Linked DNA regions of Homo sapiens: region 1 is linked to region 2. A link is an interaction called in ENCODE POLR2A ChIA-PET data of the cell type or tissue named here. Cell type or tissue: endothelial cell of umbilical vein. All regions are shown on one strand. Links, peaks and the distances in the headings refer to the core of each region. The heading gives the core; the rest is flanking DNA.

Region 1 (2,910 bases), core at 245-2,744, 320 kb before region 2:
CCATATTCAGGAAGCTTTGGAGAAGATTCCCTCTAAACCACGTGTTAGACATTGGAAAGGGTTTCAAATAGTTTTTGCAATCAGACTTATCCATATTACTCCCAAGACTCCAGAGCCAAGATTAGACTACCCCAGGAGATTAGACCAGCAGTCATCATTTGTTCAGTTTAGTACAGATCAGAATAAAGAGAGTTGTTCCATTTAAATAGAAAAATAATCATGATGATATCCAGTAATAGGAAAAATATTGCAAAGTGTCCTTATTATATAAAAATCTGAGTCTAAACTATCGCAAGGAACCCATTCTTCTTTCGAATGTTATCGATCCTGCTGAAAAAGTTGATAGATTTTTATTAGGATTAAAAGATAATTTCAAAAACTAAACCAAAAGATAGTATAAAAACAAAAACAATTGGGAGGCCGAGGTGGGTGAATCACAAGGTCAGGAGTTTGAGACCAGCCTGGCCAACATGGTGAAACCCCGTCTCTTTTAAAAATACAAAAATTGACCAGCTTGGCCAACATGGTGAAACCCCGTCTCTACTAAAAATACAAAAAATTAGCCAGGCGTGGTGGCAGGTGCCTGTAATCCCAGCTACTCGGGAGGCTGAGGCAGAAGAAGGAGGAACCAGGGAGAAGGAGGTTGCAGTGAGCCAAGATCATGCCACTGTACTCCAGCCCGGGCGACAGGGCAAGACTCTGTCTCAAAAAAGCAAACAAACAAACAAAACAAAACAAACAAAAAAACCAAAAGCAAATCAAATGCTGGATTGTGGTGTAGGGGAAAATATGTAAGAGCAGAAAATCATACACCATCTCACCAGTCTTGCATTTCAGTTGAATTACTACTGCTTTGCACAGCCATCCTTTTATGAATGTGGCAATCAGATTACAATACAAACAAGTGCTCATCCTGAAAAAGTGAACTACCTTGAGCTTTCTTTCTTCACTTTTATGCGTGGCATGGGACCCCACACGTATTTTCAGTTTCACAGTGTTAGCCACATGCCCGTGCCGCCACTCTGCTTACCTGGCTCCACTTCATGCCATCCACTTGACTGACTGCCACTTCCTGGGGAGCGCCCTTGGCCTGTATAAAATGGCTCCTCACCAGGACTGTCCATTTCATCCTCCACAGACTTGAGGCGCTTTGTGGAGCTGAAATAACAAATGGGTGCATGTTTAAAAGCAATCGCAACCACCTTTCTCTTGGACACTGCACCTCTGGTTGAAAGAAAGCCAAGGGAGGAAGCAATTGGGCAACTTAATGTAGTTCTAGGACTCCTTTTAAACTTCTGTTCAGTCTGGTGAGTCACTGGATGTAGAACAAAGTCTTGGGTCTGTGTTGTTCCAAGTGTCTGAGTTTGATTTTTATTGTCAATCAAGTTGCTGCTGCTGCCACATCCTGTTCCTGTTTCCTTTGAGGAATAAGCGGCTGGCTCTAGCTCCTGCCTCCACCTGGAAGTGTTGGGAGTAAGGCCACATATTTCCTATCTCCACAGGTGGTGGCTGGGGCCTGGCCATCAGCAATGAACCTGGGCATCAATTTAATCCCTGCTGGAACCTCAGAAAGGATAAAAAGCAGGGCTCGTGATCCTTCAGGAAAAGCTTGGATTGGGCTGGGCATGGTGGCTCAAGCCTGTAATCCCAGGACTTTGGGAGGCCAAGGCAGGCTGATCACACTTGAGGTCAGGAGTTTGAGACCATCCTGGCCAACATGGTAAAATCCTATCTCTACTAAAAGTGCAAAAATTAGCTGGGTGTGGTGGCAGGCACCTGTAATCCCAGCTACTCGGGAGGCTGAGGCAGGACAATTGCTTGAATTGAGAGGTGGAGGTTGCAGTGAGCCGAGATCGTGCCACTGCACTCAACCCTGGGCGACAGAGCAAGATTCTGTCTCAAAAAAAAAAAAAAAAAAAAAAAAAGAAAGAAAGAAAAGAAAAGAAAATGAAAAGTTTGGATTGCTTTTTTTTTCTTTTGCCACATTTTCCCATCTTCCACTTGGAGTTGTTCATTCAAAAAAACATTTACTGCACAGCTAGTCCAGGTCCTGCTCTAAATACTAGAAATAAATCAGTGAACAAAACAAATAAAAAGGAAGGAAGAAGGAGTGCTCTGTCCCCTGAGAACAAGAGACATAAAAAAAGAGTGGCCCAATGACTTTTATGTGCTTTCTCTATGCAAAGATTATCAAAACAAAGTTTTATTCCATCAGGGTAGGGATTTTCATTTTTTGGAGAGGTACGGTCAAGAAACTTTCAGAATATATCTCATTTTTTCCAGTTGAAGGACTGAATATTCTCCCCAGTTTGAGGCTTCAGGAGTGAAAACGTAGTGAAATGCCGCCTGCTGCTATGCTTGCTGTAGTTGTTTTAATTGAATGCCACAGAATCAGGAAGTTTGCAGGGGTGATAAAACTGTCAAATCTACCCATATTATTAGGATGAGTAGATTTCATATCTACTGGGAGTGCGTGTTGGGAAATCTCTTCTTCACGTTTCAGGGGACAGAAGTTTTCGTATGTTTCATTCATGAAATACCTACTGTGCGCATCCTACATGCCAGGTGCTGTGCAAAGTGCTGGGATATAGAGATGAGTCAGACATGGAGACAGAGAGGCAAACAAAACTGTGCAAAAGAGAAATATAGGAGTTATGATGGAACCACACACAGGGTACAGTGGGTCACACAATGGAGACAGTGATGAGCCAGGGGTTCGGGAAAGGCTTCCTGGAGGAAATGGCTCCTGAGCTATCTTCAAGAGGGTCAAGGAGACAGGGAAGAATGAAGGAAAGGGCAGAGGCAGGGCTGCTCTACAGCTGATGTACCACTCAGGCAGCCATTTGGTATTAAAAATATTATCAATGGGCAAACTGTCATTGTCTTAAACTCCATACATTTCTTCCAACC
Region 2 (2,910 bases), core at 132-2,631:
ATAAGCGCTGCTGGTGCCTGATTCAGTGCTCCGCACGTTGTTGTCTCTCAAGAAATCCTTGCTGGTTGCCTGTAAGGCACCCACTCTCCCTCCTTCCCTTCCCATCCTCTCCCCCAACAAAAGCTGGTGCAGAAACATCCCAAAAGGGGCCAGGTTCCACGTGCTTCGTCCCCTTCCTCTGTCCCCTCACTGTCACCCACCAGGCCCCAAATATAAAAGGCGAAAGGCGCCGTTGCAATCAAAGCCTCAAAACAAAAGGCTCAAGGGGCGACTTTATTGACTCAGCCCCAACCAACTCAAACTTCCCCGTCGTCAGAATGTTCTTTCCCGCCACTACCCTGTCTTCCTGGAGCTGAACTTAAGACTCTTGGTCTGGCACTCGAAAACGCGTGAGGGGTGTGTGTGTGTGTGTGTGTGTGTGTGTGTGTGTGTGTGTGTTGGGGGGAAATGGGAGAGGATAGCAATAGTGCCGAAGGTGGAGGCAGTGGGGTGCGGGGAGAACGTTTCCCAGGGAACCTGAGAGCCCCAGATCTCGCGGCTGGCGACTTCCAACTCTCCCAAAGAAAGCCGCGGGCCTAGCTCGTTCATCAGTGTCACATTTCAATGGCAGCGCGGGGCGGCCTCGGCCAGGTGCCCGCGCGGGGCCGCGCGCCTTCCCGGCACGGCTCGGCCCGTCGGCGATTCAGACACCGCCAACCCACAAAGCCCAGACGGGAGCCCGGGGCTTGGGGAGGCCCCGAAGGCCCTGCGCGCCTCTCCTTCCTGCCGCCCCCACTACCCGGGGCTCCTTCGCGGCCTGCCGCCGGGCAGTGCGGGCCGAGTTCGGGCCTCTGTGGCTGGAGCCCGGCCGTCCCCGCGCCCCGCTGCCGTCGTGGCTTGGGGGTTCTGTCCTTCCTGCCTTCGAAGGCCAGGTCCCTCCTCACCCTCCACGCTGGTTCCCCCGGGAGCCACTGTCTGGGGCCAGGGGAGCCGGACTTTCTGATCGCAGCCCAGCTCTGCGCGACAGCGGGGCCGCGGACACAGCGTCCGCAGAGCGGCAAGACACTTTCTAAACTCGGGGATCTTTCAGTTTGCGAACAGGGTGGCGAGTAGAACTCTACCCCCAGCGCCACTGCTTTTACCCGGCCGCCGCGAGCTGACACCAGAGGGCGCCGTTTTAATGCGCTTCGGGCAAGGACCAGCTCCGGGAGCGCTCCGGCGTCGAGGCCGGGCTCGGATCTCGGGACTCGCTGCGGCGCCCTCTCCCCTAGGGCGCTCGGCCTGGGGTGCAACAGCGAACCCCGCTTCCCTCTTCGCGAGGGGAGGTTTACTGCACAGGATTGCGCCCTGGCTTTGCACAGAATGAGGGTTCCTTGCAGCCGTCCGGGTGAGGAGGAGGAGTGGCCCCTACCTGAAGCCGTGCCCCCGCCTAACTGCTAAAGAACACGTCTGCAGGCGTTGTTCAATTGAGAACGACTAATTAATTTTCCAGCACTTGTGCAGAATACTTTAAAATGGAAAAATGAAGGTCTTCGATGAAAATGAAGCTTGATAGTGTGCACCTGCCACTAATGTACGGTGCACGGCAACTTCCCCTCATTAGAGCGATGACTTGGGTTGAGAACAAGTCATATAGTGAAAATCACTTCAACACGTGCCTGTTCATATGCATAAACTCCTGTGTACCAGATGGCAAAATATAATGACATCTTAAACAGCTAATTGCATAAACCTTGTAATGCAGATAATTGCTGTACCAAAGTAGGAGTTAATAATTTCCCACTGTATTGCTTGACTTCAGAGTAATCCTCAAGGAAAGTTGTGACAATTCTAACACACTAAAGTTCACCAAGAGGTAATTAAAACTAGCAGTTAAATCATTTGACTTTCAAACCCTTAATTATGATTCGGAAGAACTGCTTTGTGGAAACCCAGAATTTACGGATGGTTATGTGATAACATTTAATGCCTGTATTTCATCAAGTTTTCTTTCATATATTTTATTCTGGAAAGTTATTCCAATAGCAAGAGGTTTCCATTTTGGGGTAAGAGTGGTTAACTGCCACCCCCAGTTGGACTGTTGATTTTTTTCAATTAAACATTTATTTATAGAGCCCCTTCTACAATAACTAACTCCAAGCCTTACCATGTGCCTGGCATTGTTCTAAACTTTACAGGTATTATCTCATTTAATCCTCAAAGCAACCATCTGAAATGTGTACCACTGTCATCCTCATTCTCCAGATTAGGAAGCCCAGACATAGAGATGCTAAGTAATTTGCTCAAAGTTGTCTAGAAGTCACTTTCCCAAACTCCTACGGTCTGACCCCAGAGCTCATGCTATTTACCGCTGTAATCTACTGTCTCATGGATTAAACCAGGGCCTTAATAATTTAATATTTCTTTTCTTTTCTTTTTTTTTTTTTTTTTTTGAGAAGGAGTCTCGCTCTGTCGCCCAGGCTGGAGTGCAGTAGTGTGATCTCGGCTCACTGCAAGCTCCGACTCTCGGGCTCACGCCATTCTCCTGCCTCAGCCTCCTGTGTAGCTGGGACTACAGGCGCCCACCAGCACCCGCGGCTAATTTTTTCTATTTTTAGTAGAGACGGGGTTTCACTGTGTTAGCCAGGATGGTCTCGATCTCCTGACCTTGTGATCCGCCCTCCTCCCAAAGTGCTGGGATTACAGGTGTGAGCCACCGCGCCCGGCCAATAATTTAATATTTCTAATTATTGTCTAATAATATTTAGAAATAAAACTAAAATAACATAATTGGAGTATAAAAGTCAGTTGACAGGTAGATGTCTTTGCTGAATTTATCGGTTTATGTCACGATACATTCCAGAAGCAGCTATCTGCTATTTCCACAGGGTAATTCCACAACAGTGAATACACCAAGAAAAATAAGCCTTTGAAACTAAGTTTTTATTTCAT

What was found. ChIA-PET counts read pairs that join two places held together with the same protein. Peaks named below come from ENCODE experiments on the same cell type or tissue, not always from the same donor. Only the 100,000 strongest peaks of a DNase experiment are listed, where the experiment ranks them.
Region 1: POLR2A ChIA-PET joins it to region 2 with 5 read pairs; 3 of 35 experiments call an interaction of 5 or more read pairs at or near these places.

Annotation. Positions count from the first base shown.
Region 1 is chr1:61,357,395-61,360,304 of GRCh38, reverse strand. NFIA (nuclear factor I A) reads right to left here. Exons shown (of 11, transcript NM_001134673.4): 6 at 1,031-1,158. Among named protein-coding and RNA genes, the nearest start is that of NFIA-AS1, 110 kb to the right of the region's middle. In endothelial cell of umbilical vein, for the core only: no CTCF peak of the experiment used is centred there; a DNase peak (open chromatin) is centred at 1,344; H3K27ac peaks cover 520 bases.
Region 2 is chr1:61,041,358-61,044,267 of GRCh38, reverse strand. No RefSeq gene overlaps it. Among named protein-coding and RNA genes, the nearest start is that of NFIA, 40 kb to the left of the region's middle. In endothelial cell of umbilical vein, for the core only: a CTCF peak has its summit at 1,139 (motif pointing right); a DNase peak (open chromatin) is centred at 1,127; H3K4me3 peaks cover 810 bases; H3K27ac peaks cover 425 bases.